Linked DNA regions of Homo sapiens: region 2 is linked to region 1. A link is a contact called in ENCODE Hi-C or POLR2A ChIA-PET data. All regions are on one chromosome and are shown on one strand. The core of a region is the stretch at or near the end of the contact, and the rest is flanking DNA. Distances in the headings are between cores, read along the strand shown.

Region 1 (6,517 bases), core at 2,352-4,851:
TGTCCAGGCTCTGCCTTCTGTGATGACAGTCTTCCTGGCCTTTCTGGTGAGCACGGTATCTGCCATCTGTAGCAGAGGGCACTGAGGCTGGCGGGACCTGCAGGGGCATGCAGGGTGCTGGCCGCTGGGGGCTGCCCGGTCCCACTTGGCATGGTGTCCAGCAGGCTGCTTAGCCCCTGTGACCTCACTGGGAGGGCCCAATGCTGCCTGCCCTGCCCCCATGCTGGGGCAGGAAGACCAGGACACCTCACGTGTAGCTGGCCAGCTTCCACTGGTCCGCAGTTTTCAGTGCTGTTCCATCTCCCTCTCCAGAGGGTAGTAGTCCCTGGGCTCTGCCAGCCACGTGGGGTAAGCGGTGGTTGGGGCCCTGCATTCCCTGAGCAGATATTTCATTCTCCTTCACCTCCAGTCCTGGTCCCACCAGCCCCTGTGCCCCGGAGGGCTGTGTGACCGAGACTGGTCTGCCCCTCCCTTGGCCCACCCTGGCTGATGGGTCAGCTTTGCTGTCTCTGATACCTTATTCACCCAGATCCTTTCTGACTTCCAGCATTTTGTGGCTGCTCTCTCATCTCCTGTGTGTGTGTTGTGTTGGTGTGTCTTTCTAAACAATCCACACACTGTTTCAGCAGAATCTTGGAGGGATCCTGACAACGTGATTGTGTTCACTCTGTTATTTTTGACCAGAAATGCCCTGTGGCTCTGAAATGCCACCCTGTGGCTGGCAGGTGGGACCGTGCCTCCCCACGCGGCCCAGGACACTGCTGCCTGCCAGCCCCACCCGTGAGCCTGCCGGCCTCACTTTCCAACTGGTTCTTTCCCTGTCCGCAGTGCCTGAGGCAGAAAGATAGAAAGTTTCTCCATCCTGGGTGGACATTAGATTGTTTGGGTTATCTACATTTATCACCCCCCCCATTACATGTTACATTGTTGTTGTTGCTGTCGACCCAAAGATTTCTGAAGAGCTTACTGTCTGCCCTTAGCAAGGAACATGGGTGGTAAGAAAGCAGACGGTTATTGGTTGGGGCGTCGTGGAGAATTGGGGGTGCTGTCTGAGAAATATCCTCTGGGTGCTTCTAAAACCGTCCACACATCCACAGCAAATCTGGATGGGGTGGAGCTGGTGACTGGTTGTTTCTCTACTTTAGAGGGAGAGAGAAAGCTATGTGGCAGTCCCAGCAGTGCCCCTCAACCGTGTTGATACAGAATACAGAGAAATCTCACTGAGTATCTCTCAGGGAGGATTCCACAGTTCTAAGTGATGATTGGTTGGAAGAAAGGATTTTTTTTTTCCACTGAGAATTTGGTTTGGTTTGTGTATTCGGAGTGTCACTGGTGGCCAAAAGTATTATCCAGGAATGAATTTTTGCATCATGACATCATTTCTGGTTAAAGGGCTTTTTATCTTTTTTCTTTTATTACCAGCTTTGTGTGCTTTAAGGCTGTGGACTGTAAAATGTATCCAGAGGGCCTGCGGAGCCCCTCAGTGGCATCTGGAAGCCTGTGCCGCCAGGACGAGGGAGATGGCTCTTTGCCGACCCTTGTCTGTGTTAGGGTGTCGCGGTGCAGCTGAAAGGGAGTTCCTTCTCAGCAGCCACATTTGACCCTAATGTCATGTTTTCGCCGTACCAACACCATGTCCCCTACCAGAGGAACCTGCCCATCTTTTAAGGAAGGTTTCCATTTCTGGACCTCACAGCAAGATGCACACACTGTCACACGTGATGCAGAACCAAACTCAGGCCCTCTGTGTTTCCAATGAGGGGCTCCGAGGGGCCATCAGAGCCAGGTGTCTGACCAGGTGAGGGAGGACTGGAGGTGTCCCTTGGGTAGCAGTACGTGGCCACGGGCGAGGGGAAGAAATTGAAGGCGGTTTAGTCAGGCGCCTGAGGAAGGGGCTGGCACTTCTTTCAGTTCTACAGCACCCAGCCCTGCGTGGGCCTTCCTGGGCGGGCCTGCCCTCCCCTGCCGACCTGCCTTCCCCGCCTTCCTGGCTTCCCTCTCCTGCTCTTGAGCCCAGCCAGGCTCCACCCCTCCATCCAGGTGTTTCTCATCCCCCCCTGGGGTGGGGGCACCCTGCAGGTGGTGGGAGTCCAGCTATGCTTTACTCTCCCGCAGACCGACTTCTGCCTTCGTGGATCTGCTCTTGTGGGTGTGTTCTCTGTTTTATTAATTCCTGTTTTAATAGCTGTTCTCCTTTCTCTGCATTTATTCGGATATGCTTGTTCTTTTAGGTTGAACATTTCACTTGTTAATTTTTAGCCCTTCTTCCTTTCGGATGGAGGCATTCAGGGTTCTGTGCTGTGCTTCCCTTGGGGTTCAAATGGGGCTGCTTTGGATAAGTTCTAATTTGTATTATTTAATTTGTAAAGCATATTACATTAACACTTCATAAAGTCTTGGTGTTTCTCAAGAGAGTTATTTTGAAATTTGCTTTTTGGTTCCTTTTTTATTTGAAAAAATGAAATATTTAGAAGTGTTTTTTGTTTCCCGAAAGTCTGAATTTTCCAAGTCATCTTTTTTGTTATTCATTTCTAATTTACTCCATTATGGTTAGAAATTACCCAGCTGTTGAATTTTACTGAGACTTGCTTTGTGGTCAATTTTTATGAATCTTTAATATATGTGTGAGAAGATTTTGAATTCTCTAGTAATTGGGTGCTGGATTCTAAATATGCTCATTAATTCCAGCTTATTGATTGTAAATTACCTACAATATTAGAACATGTGAGAGGCGAGAATCGCTGTGGAGGAGAGTGAGCAGTCAAGGACTGGGGATTCAGGAGGGTGGATTTCTGCGTTCAACTCATTCATTCATTCACTCATTCATATTGATTGGGCCTTCTAATGCCATCCCCTGCCCTTGGCATATGGAATACATGTATTTATGATTGACACAGAGACCCCTATTTCATGGTACTCATGTTACCCTGGGAGGAAGAGAGGAAACTAGTAAAGGCAATGAGTAAACAGTAGAGCAGGGAAGGCAGAGCAGGGCTCGGGAGTGGAGGGGCTGCGATTTTACACCCGCTGGTGAGGGCAGGCCTCCTTAGAAGGTGAGCAGACATTTGCAGGCCGAAGACCTGGTCAGGAGAAGAGGGAGTGGGCGGTGCGGGAGACATAAAAGGCCGGGTTAATCAATTAGGCATGGCTTTGAGTGACATGGAGGCTCCTGGAGGTTCTGAGCAGAGAAGCGACACCACGTGACGTATGCCACAGAGAATGCAGTGGCCACGTGGGACAGGCATCGGAGGAGCAGGGAGACCCACCAGGGTCTGGGAGCAACCCAGGCAGTGGATGGGGCTCAGTCCGGGTAGGTGGAGTGGGAATGTAGAAAATGGTACAAATTCTAGAGATATCTGACGTAGATGGGATTTCCTTAGCCTGCAGATGGGCTGTGCAGGAAACAGAAGAGTCGAGGGTGACCTCAGGATTTTTGGCTTTAAGCACTGCTGATGGAGTTGCATGAATTCATGGGGAATGTGGGTGGAGCAGACCCTGCGCTGGGATGAGGATTAGTATGGATCTGTGCAGTGCTTTCAAAGGCACCCAGTTTGGAACACTGAGTGGTAGGCGTTGGCGAGCCTGCGCTGAACGTGGGAGGGGCCTGCGCTGGGCATTCATAGCAGAAAGATACATGGACATGAACTCTCCCGGGCAGTGGATCTCCTCCGTGCAAGGTCCACAAAGTAGACTTTGTTTCTTTTCCCTTTTTTTTTTTTTTAAACAATGTTTGCTTAGTGCTGGCATGCATCTTCTACCAAATCCTACTTTGTAAAGTGTTCCTGCTGGCAAGAGAGTTACTGGCTCCGGGATCTTTGCTGGGCAGAGAGTGTGAGCGCACAGCCTCCACAGCCAGCAGCAAGGTCCTGCTCAAAGTGGGACTCGTGGTTGCTCCTAATTACAGCAATGATGAGGACACTGATGGCCACAGGTCCCCTTACCAAGGCCACCCATCTGTCACTCAGCTACGTACCGTGTGTTCATTGGCATTTAATGCCCCTGGGGACATCACACAGTAGTTACTGGTTCAGGAACTGAGGCTGGGAGGCGTAAGTCACTTTTTATCAAGCTGCCCAGGTGATTTTTCTGGACAGAAGTCTGAACCAGCCCCCTGCCTTCTGCATTTCCACCTGCCTGCTGGATTATTCCACCCCCAGTGACCCGCAGCGCCCTTGAAAGATGCTGCAGCCCACGCCGGTCTCCAGAAAGCCCCGGCGGAATGTACGTTGCTGCCTGGAAGAGGCCGGCTCGCCCCAGAGAGAGGGGCTACCTCCTTCAGGCCTCGTCCTTGGTGCCCTCTCTTCTTCTCCAATGGTTTCTATTTTTAAATATTTCAACTGTTACTGTTAAGTAATAGTGGTTCCTACTTCGGCCCAGCTGTTAGGTGAAACACATAACCAAACGTTTGGAGGTTGCTAAGAAGGAAATTCTGAAATGCGTTCTTATGTAAACTTGATCTTACGTAACTGAGAAGGCAAGAGCAACTGCAGTGGGATTTGTAGGCTTCCTAGACCACTGAAACTATTTTTAATTTTCAGACAATATATTTTTATCCATTGGGTTTAGGGTATTTGGATAGCTTTCAGGAGTAACGTGTAACTTGTGCTGGTGTGAGCAGGCTGGAGAGATGGGCTGCAGTGGTTTCAGGGAGGTGGTGGTGTTCCAGGAGGTGTGGCCAGTTTTGAATCCAGGTGACAATGCTTACTGGCTGCATCTCCCGTCTGTGATACCCAGGTCCCCGCTGGGACCTGCTTCAGGGGGCTGTGAGGACGAAAGGAGATCACAAAGCAAAAATACTTTAAATTCGTGCTCAGTCCTGAAACATTAGTTTTTTGTTATTGTTTCTATTCAATTGCTTTTGCATTGGAATTGTAGAGTCTTAGAAAGATTTTCCAGGAATGCTTTGTCCATAACGTGATTGTAGCAGCATCTCAGACGGATGGTTCTGTCTGTTATTTCTGGGGGTCATGCTTGTCTTTCATGGCTGCGCTTCTGTATGAGAACTTAAAGCACATTTCACCATTTTTTTTTTTTTTTTTTTTGGTATGGGGTAAGGCCTGGTTCTATTTATAGTTTCCAGGAAGTACATTTGTGCACTTCTTGAAAGCCAACTTACCAACTGCATGCCAGGTTTTTATTTTCAGCTCTTGCTCAATTTGAGCTTGCAAATATTTCCAAAAGATGTTTTTTTCTTCCTGGGGATATAGAACAAATTAGAAACATTAAAAGGATTTTCTAAAGAGCTTTAAGGATAGTTCTGAAATAGGGAGCAGGGAAAAAATCTAACACTTGCGTTTTCATTAAATTGTGGAACAGAAGCACACAGATGGTCTTGCTCCCTCCAGATACAGCCCTGGCTGGTACGGCCAGCACCCAGGGACTCTGCACACGGAATTCCACGAGAATAACATCACGGGCTGCCGTAAAAGCCAGGGAAGCGAAGGGAGGCGTTTCTGATCTGTTTCTGGCCTTGCGCTGGCACAGGGTGTCATCCCTTGGGTGGGAAGGGTCTTTGGAGCCCCTTATGGCAGCAAGTTTACAGCCGCATTTGGATTTAATGCTGGCAAGGAAGGACTTTATTTTCTGTTCGAATCAAATTTGGAATACGTTTTTGAGTAAAGCTTGCTGCGTTGTTGATACAGCTTATTACTCAGAAGAAAAAAAGCCTTTTAAGTGACCTGTTAAGGAAAGTTTTATTTCCTCAAAGTTCGTGATAGCTTCAATAGTTTCGGCTTGTCATTTAATAGGACCTTTTGAAAGAAATATTCACCAGAAAAGAATCACTTCAAGTTGTGTGTGCATTATAAAAATGGCTCTCGTCCACGATGACTGGCTGAAAAATGAGATTTTTGAGTTTGTCATACATTTAGGGGACCCTTAAGAATGTGGACAGATGTGGAAGTAGCTGTTCTTCAGTTGAAGGCTGTGTGTGTGTGTGTGTGTGTGTGTGTGTGTGTGTGTGTGTGTCCCACTCTCAGCGCACTTTGAGGCGCAACTCGAGGTGACACAGTTGAGTCCAGGCCTTGCGGTGAGTGCTGAGGACACAGAGATGGGCATGGGCCGTCCTTCCCAGCTGGCCACTCTTAACCCCTGGGGAGGGGCACAGGGTCTCCGAAGCTCCTGCCACACTCCTGTCTTTTTTGTTTTGCTTTGCAATTCAGTAGTCCCTGTGGGGTAACCAGATGCTCTTAGCTTTGTTGGTTGGAGCTGTGATTTTTTTTTCCAGAGGGTTTCCCAGAATGCTCCCATCTCCTCCCCTGATGTGGTGTCAGGTGGCACCATGGTGTCCCCCGCTCCTGTGCACAGACCTTGGCTTTCCTCAGCGGTTTATGTCAGAGAACGGGCCGATGTCCGCTCCATCCCCTTCGCTTCTCTTTTATTCTTCTAAATGGTATTCGCAAGAACACTAATACCATCTGACAGGGTTCTCCTTCATGTAGAGGAATCATTTAAGGCGCCTGTAAACGGGGAAGGTAAAGAGAGACAGGGCGGTGAGGCCTCTGTGCCTCACTCAGCG
Region 2 (6,517 bases), core at 3,423-5,922, 730 kb before region 1:
ATTCGTGGTGGTTTCTCTGCTACAGCAGAAGTGGAAGAAGCTCTTGTCTTGTTTGGCATTTGTCCCATTTTTTGGCTAATAATTGGCTTTGAATTTCTCTGTGCCCTGCTTACCAATTATAGCTTTCTGGATTGGCTGTTCTTAGCAGTGCAAATGTCAATGCAAAGAAGCAAGCAGGCGGCTACTTTCTGGGAAGAAGCATAGTCCGTGCTCACACTGGATATAAATCTGCAAGATTTGGGGGTTTGGCAAAATAGGGGTGGAGGGAAAGCTGCCATGGCTGTCAGAAATTGGGGCTTTTTGAAGAAAAGCTTGTGTAGGCATCAGCCACTGGCTGGCCAGAATTCCATGAATGGAAGCAGGTGCCCGAGTGATCTGGGGCTTTACATGTGGATATAAATAGAAGCCGGGAGCCTGAGGCTTTGCTTTAGGAAAATCATGAGCCAGAAAACAGAGGAGGTGATTGTCAGTAGTCACCTCACGCCGCTAGTGTTTTCTAATACTCTCTCGAATTGTCAAAGCAAAGGACCTTATAACAGCAACACGTGTGTGACTCGAAGCAGCGAGCTTCCCTTGGGAAAAGGAGCCTCTTCTCAGCAGAGGGTCCCAGCCTTTCTGTCCTTCCCCATCGGAATGCCAGGCTCTGTGAGTTTGGATGTTGGACATTGCCACCTGAATTCCAGGAGGCCGGGGAGCTCCAGTGATGGACTTGTCCCCAAAAGAGTGGTGCTGTTCTCAGAGCCATAAATGTTCCACTGAAAGTGTCTGTCCCCTGGCTCACGCTGGCTGCGCTTGCTTGAAGGAGGCTGATTTAAGGGTTCTAATAGGAAGACAAATGAAACTGTCAAATTTTATCTTTAAGCATGTGAGTAAGTTTGCTCATTCGCTTTTACTATTGATGTATAGTTTTAAAATTCTTAATTTAAAAATTATTTTAATAGTAAATTTTTCACAAGTGAACACTTTTTATCTTTAAATTAAAATTCTGAAGCTCCCTAGTTAGTTAGATCCAATTGCTGGTTACATTTTGGGAAGCTCTCATTTTAGTGCTATGTAGTTTCATTGAATAAACATGTTTTTAATGAGACTATACCTGGTGATTATATTAAAAATCCCAGCTTTTAATTTGTAAAAAGCTGTTTCCTCTGGCATGTTACGCGTGGTCATGTGGGTTTTCTTACAGTGAACGTTGATGGGGCCTCCTGCATCCCGGGCAGCATCTCAGCGCTGGACACGTGGCAGTGAGAGCAGAAATGCTAGCAGTGGCTGAGGGGCGAGGCCCAGGTGGAAGCCCCTGATGCAGGGTTGTGCATGTGCAGAATCTGAAAGCTGTGAGACTTGGCGAGCCCGCAGTGGAGGGGGGTGTCTGAGCCGCAAGGAGGGTCTGGCCTGAGCTGCAGGGCACCCCCCAGAGCCCACTGTAGGTGTTGGAGGGCTGAGGAGAGTGCAGAGGGCCTGGGAGGCGAGGGAAGGAGTGAGGCGGCCAGGCTGGGTCAGGTGCTCCACACGCGTCAGGGAGAGGAGGACCTGCAGTGACTGTCGACATGACTTTGGCAAGCTCTGTGTCCGCAGAGCTGGAGCTGAGCTGGCTGGGGCAGGAGTCACAGTGTGGGAATTAAGGAAAAAACAAGCAGGTAGGGTAGAGAGCCGGACTACCATCAAAGCATGAGTTTTCTGCTGCCCGGCTCCGCCGTGACGCCACTCCTCCCACCAGAACGAGCGCGTTTGTCTCCACACTCTCCCCTGCTTGTCATTGAGCTTTGTTCGGTTTAGGAAGCACGAACAGAAAGGTGGCTGTGACAGGCAGTGGGCTGGAAAGTGCATTTCCACTGGTCTGCCCTCTCCTGGGACAAGGTGAGCTTGGTGCTTAGCACTGGGCCGTCCCGACTCCAGGAGCAACGCCAGTCCTCCAAGCACGGGAGGCTTTTCCTCCTCTCAGTATTGCAGCAGGCAGCGCACAGCCCTTCTGTCCAAATCTGGGAACCTGAAAGACCTTCGGAATCTTGCTGTTTTAGACGTTGTAAGAGGAGCGGGTAGGACCCCACGTGCTCAGGCCCCACGCTTTGGATCTACCCCCTCTGCAGCCAGAGGGACAAGCAGCTGCTGTGCTGGTCATGGCCTCATCCCGTGTGTGACGATGGCCACTCACGTCTTCTCATTCAACAGAAGTTATCACCGTGCGTCAGACTTTTATTTGGATTTTGTGCGTCTTGCATGTATGGTGGGGATGACCGGCCCCACCTCCAAGTGTAGGCGCTGGAGCCCCTGGGGACGCAGCGCTGCTTGTTCCTGACAGATGGGTTGCACCCGTGGGAGGGGTCCAGATGTGCTAGCTCTTGGGAGTCAGTGATGGGTGTACCGGGAATGGCCTGGCGTGCATTTCCATTCAGAAACTCCCAGTCCCTGCCTGGAACCTGGCTCCTTTTGCTGTTTTTTTCCCCCTTTCCTGTCCCTTTCCTGGGTGGCTGGTCCCTGCTGTCGCCCCTGCCTCCCTGGCTGCAGAGCTTTCCTCTGGAGGACTCGACACAGAGCCTGCGCCGTCTCTGACTCCGGGCTCTGCTGCCCTGCCCCACTTTGGTCTCTCAGGTTGGAGTTGAGGTTGCATCTGCTGAGAGCCGTGCCCACAGGTGAGGTAGTATCAGGGTCCTGAGCCAGAGTCCACTGTCCCCTGGCCGTGGGTTTGGAGCTGCCAGCCATCCTTCCCTGAGAACCCAGCCTATGACTCGGCTCCCCTTGGGCCTGCCCTATCTTTCCTTCCTGCCCTGGTCTGTCCTGCGGCCCCCTCAGTCCTCATGGCCAAGTCAGCCAACAGCAACCCACACACAGAGGCCACTTCTGGATGGGTGTCTGGCAAGGTGTGGGTCTGAATTCAGCCTTTTGCCTCGCGTGCCAACCCCCGTGTCCTGGGCTCTCCAAGAGCCACCTTAGGAAGATGGGGAGTGGGTCTGGACCACTGAGCAACTGGTCATTCTGCATCAGCTCCTGAAAGTCCCTTGTGGACCAGCTCCCTGATGAGGACAAGCTCTTAGCTCAGAACAACACAGAATCCAGCGCTGACCATAGGACGGCTGTCTAATGGTCCTTCTCTAGAAACCTCTCTGTGCCATTCTGAAAGTGGAAAATGCCGGCATTGGTCATGCGACCTTGCATAGCTGTCTATTTTCATGGTCTCTCCACCCACTCTGGCCCCTTCATGTTTTGTGGAGAGAATAGCAGACCTCGCCCCCCGCCCCAGTGTTAAGAGGTGACTTAGACACCCTCACCTTGAAGTTTTCACATATTTTCTATCCATAGTATTTGTATACTTCACACGAAGACTTATTAGTGGATAAATATAATAAACTCCTTCCTATTGAAATAAAATTTGAGAAGAACATGGTATGTGCCAGCCAAAGCCCAAATTCAAATGAACCCTTCTGTGAAGGGGAAGAATCAGTCTTGTTGAGAGAAAGTAATTTAGATGCAGAAGGAATCCCAGCTGCCTAGAAATCCCCGTTGCCAACAGCAGGCGAAAGGAACCACCCATGGGAGGGAATGTCGCAGGGCAGCGGCAGGTCGGGCGGCAGTGCAGCAGCCGTGAGAACGCAGGACTCACACTTCCGGGCTGTGTCGCCAACATTGGCAACCAGTCGTCACCTGCCAACCCACTTGGGGGAGCATGGATGGTATTGGTCGGGCTCTATCCAGCTGTTTGTTAGCAGTGAGTACAAAAAAATAAAAAAATGCTATTTTTTAGCTGGTCAGAAATGACTTGAAAGACCTCAGACTGTTGAGTTAACTTAAAACAGCCCCTCCTTTGCATCTAACAAAGTAATAAAATTGTGTGTGTTCATCCAATGGGTAAATATGCAGCCTCTGCTGTTTCAAGGAAAGTGAAAGGCTCAGCAGTATGTGTTATCTTGCCCTCCTTAAGGCATGCTTTTCCTCTGAATGTCCTTGGCTCAGAAAGCTGGTTGTCAGGGAGCTTCACTGGGGTCTCTGAGGGGACTTCTCCAGAGGAGCTGGTGAAGGAGCGCGTGAGGACACAGGAGAGCAGCATCTCTGGCTGGCACTCTGCCCAGCCGGGCAGGTTGAGCCCACTTTCACAACCCTGAGGCGGTCACAGCCCGACCGTCAGGGGGAACCCACTCTCACGGTCCTGGGGTGGTCACTCAGCTGGCCTGGCAGGTGGCACCCAGTCTCACAGCCCTGAGGCAGTCACAGCCTGACCGTCAGGGGGAACCCACTCTCACAGTCCTGGGGTGGTCACTCAGCTGGCCTGGCAGGTGGCACCCAGTCTCACAGCCCTGAGGCAGTCACAGCCTGACCGTCGGGGGAACCCACTCTCACAGTCCTGGGGTGGTCACTCAGCTGGCCTGGCAGGTGGCACCCAGTCTCACAGCCCTGAGGCAGTCACAGCCTGACCGTCAGGGGGAACCCACTCTCACAGTCCTGGGGTGGTCACTCAGCGGTCCCGGCAGGGGGAACCCACTTTCACAGCCCCGAGGCGGTCGGTCACTCAGCCTAGCCCAGCCCAGCAGGTGGAACCCACTCCCCACTGTCACAGCCCTGAGGCGGCGGGGGCGTCCTCCACCTCGCTCTTCCTGGAGAGACGCCAGTGTGTGGGTTTGGAAGCGGAGTCTATTTTAAGTTTGCAGTTCCTGAAGGAGCCTGTGTTGGCTGTGCTGTCTCCACATGGTCACAGCCTTGAAGCCTCCAGCCTTTTAAGGACAAGCCTCTGCCTGGCTGCCTGTGGTTGGGGCAAGCCGCTACTTACGTTCGCGGTGCCTGTTGCGTTTTCCCACCTAAGAGGGCACAGGAGGTGGTGGAAGGGGAGTGGAACTAAGGTGGGGGACTTGAGAGCAAACTGTGAGTGTCCAGAGCTGTAGGAGGTTCGGAGAAGACACCGAGTGCTCCTCCTGCAGGGTGAGAAACCCTCCTGTTTCTGATTGCCTCATGCACCACCATGCTCAGGTCACCCGGCAGGCACCCCTCCCTGGGGCTGAGCCCAGATCAACGCGGAGCAGTTTCCTAGGGCTGCGGTAAGCAGCTGCCTTGCACTTTGCGGCTAAAGCAGCACAGATCTATTATCCTAAGTTCTGGAGGCCAGGAGGCCTCCAATCAAGGTGTCAGCAGGGCTGGTCCCTCCTGCAGGCTCCTGGCCTTCCCAGCTTTCCTGGTTTCCTGGCCTTCCCAGCTTCTAGAGGCTGCCTGCGTATATGGTCTTGTGACCCCTCCTCTAGTCACCTCTCCTCTCTGCTGGCCCCTGCTGCCTCCCTTGTGCAAGAACCCCTGTGATGACATTGGGCCACTCAGTCCAGGAAACCCCCCATCAAGATCTTCAACCCCATTTGCTCAGCCCCTTTGCCACCCGAGGTCCCATGTCCCAGGAGCTGGGGATCAGGATGCGGCTGTCCTTGGGGCCCTGTTCTGTGCACCACAGTCCCCACCTTGGGCCGACAAGAAGGCCCTGTGGAGACTGGCAGCCACAGGCCCTGCTCTGGGTGGCCCTTCAGCTTCTTCTTACCTCCCACGTGGCTGGAGAGGAGGGTCTCACCCACCACAGAGATGGGCCTTCTGCCTCAGAGAAGGCGTGGAGCAGCGGGGCTGGCGTCGGCAGCTGTGCCTTGCGTTTTCTGGCAGCTGTGAGCAGCCCTGCCTTGCCAGCTTGGTCAGCAGAGCCTCGCGTCTGCCGTGGGCTGGCTGCACCCCTCCGGGGCCCTGGCCCAGGCCCAGGCCCATCCCTGTCCCCATGTGGTGCACACCGTGGGGAGAGGTGGACATAGGCTGTCCCATGTGTGGTGACAGGTGGTCTCCATAGCCATGTCTGGCACAGGGTTGCCCATCCAGGGGAGGGAGGCCTCTGGGAGGAAGAGAGGGGAGGCTGCTTTGTCCATCGTGGAAGTTCAAAAAACCCAGAAAAACCCCTACAGGGGTACCTGGAAGCTGTTGGTGCTCAGAAGCTCTTCCCACCTACAGATCTTGTGATGGGGCCTGCAGGTGAGTGCCCACCGGCTGCCAAGGAAAGCCTCAAGCCGCACAGTTGGGGCCCTGCCGGCCAGTGGGGGTGGGTTTGCTGCGGGCTGCACAGTGCTGGCCTCCTGAACTCTTCACCTTCCACAGACAACAGCATCCTCATCTCTGCCCAGGAGGTCTGCTCCTTTCTCCTGGGCCCCCCTCCCCACTCTGCCTTCAGAGCCCTTTGTGCTTTGGCCCCCACCCTGCCAGCCCCCTCCCTGCGCCCCCCTCCTCACCACCCAGTCCTTCATGCAGCCTTTCCTCTCCCTGGGCTTGCAGGTCTGCCCCACCAAGCCCCCATTCCAGGACGCAGCCAGGCTGTCTGCCCTCTGCGAGCAGGTGTGGCACATGTGTTGCTGGTTCATCCCGTGGGCTCACAGGCGGCTCCTGTGCAGACCTCTAGTGGGTGTGGGACTTCAGGCAGCAGCCTTTGGCCCCTGCCGGCCCACACCCCAGGACCCATGCCACAGCACCTACCGAGGGAAAGAGACCAAAGGGCATGCACCATCTCAGGTCTCGA

The links. Hi-C counts contacts between places; a loop is a spot of excess contacts on that map. ChIA-PET counts read pairs that join two places held with the same protein, here RNA polymerase II (POLR2A). Pooled maps may share reads with other maps.
Region 2: a map of right cardiac atrium shows a loop between it and region 1 (3-fold over the local background). The contact joins two enhancer-like sites. A Hi-C loop is called at or near these places in 1 of 168 maps with a recorded cell type or tissue (right cardiac atrium) and 4 of 50 pooled maps. POLR2A ChIA-PET finds 5 or more read pairs at or near these places in 1 of 52 experiments (activated CD4-positive, alpha-beta T cell).

The regions. Positions count from the first base shown.
Region 1 is chr2:239,221,060-239,227,576 of GRCh38, reverse strand. The region is part of intron 3 of HDAC4 (histone deacetylase 4); the gene reads left to right. Among named protein-coding and RNA genes, the nearest start is that of HDAC4-AS2, 31 kb to the right of the region's middle. RefSeq lists an enhancer at 1,565-2,459. Within about 2 kb of position 3,601, at least 22 of the 41 ENCODE cell types and tissues checked have a DNase peak (open chromatin) inside an H3K27ac peak, as active enhancers do.
Region 2 is chr2:239,951,942-239,958,458 of GRCh38, reverse strand. NDUFA10 (NADH:ubiquinone oxidoreductase subunit A10) reads left to right here. Exons shown (of 10, transcript NM_004544.4): 10 at 1-1,087. Among named protein-coding and RNA genes, the nearest start is that of MIR4786, 12 kb to the right of the region's middle. RefSeq lists enhancers at 1,043-1,963, 1,964-2,884. Within about 2 kb of position 4,672, at least 12 of the 41 ENCODE cell types and tissues checked have a DNase peak (open chromatin) inside an H3K27ac peak, as active enhancers do.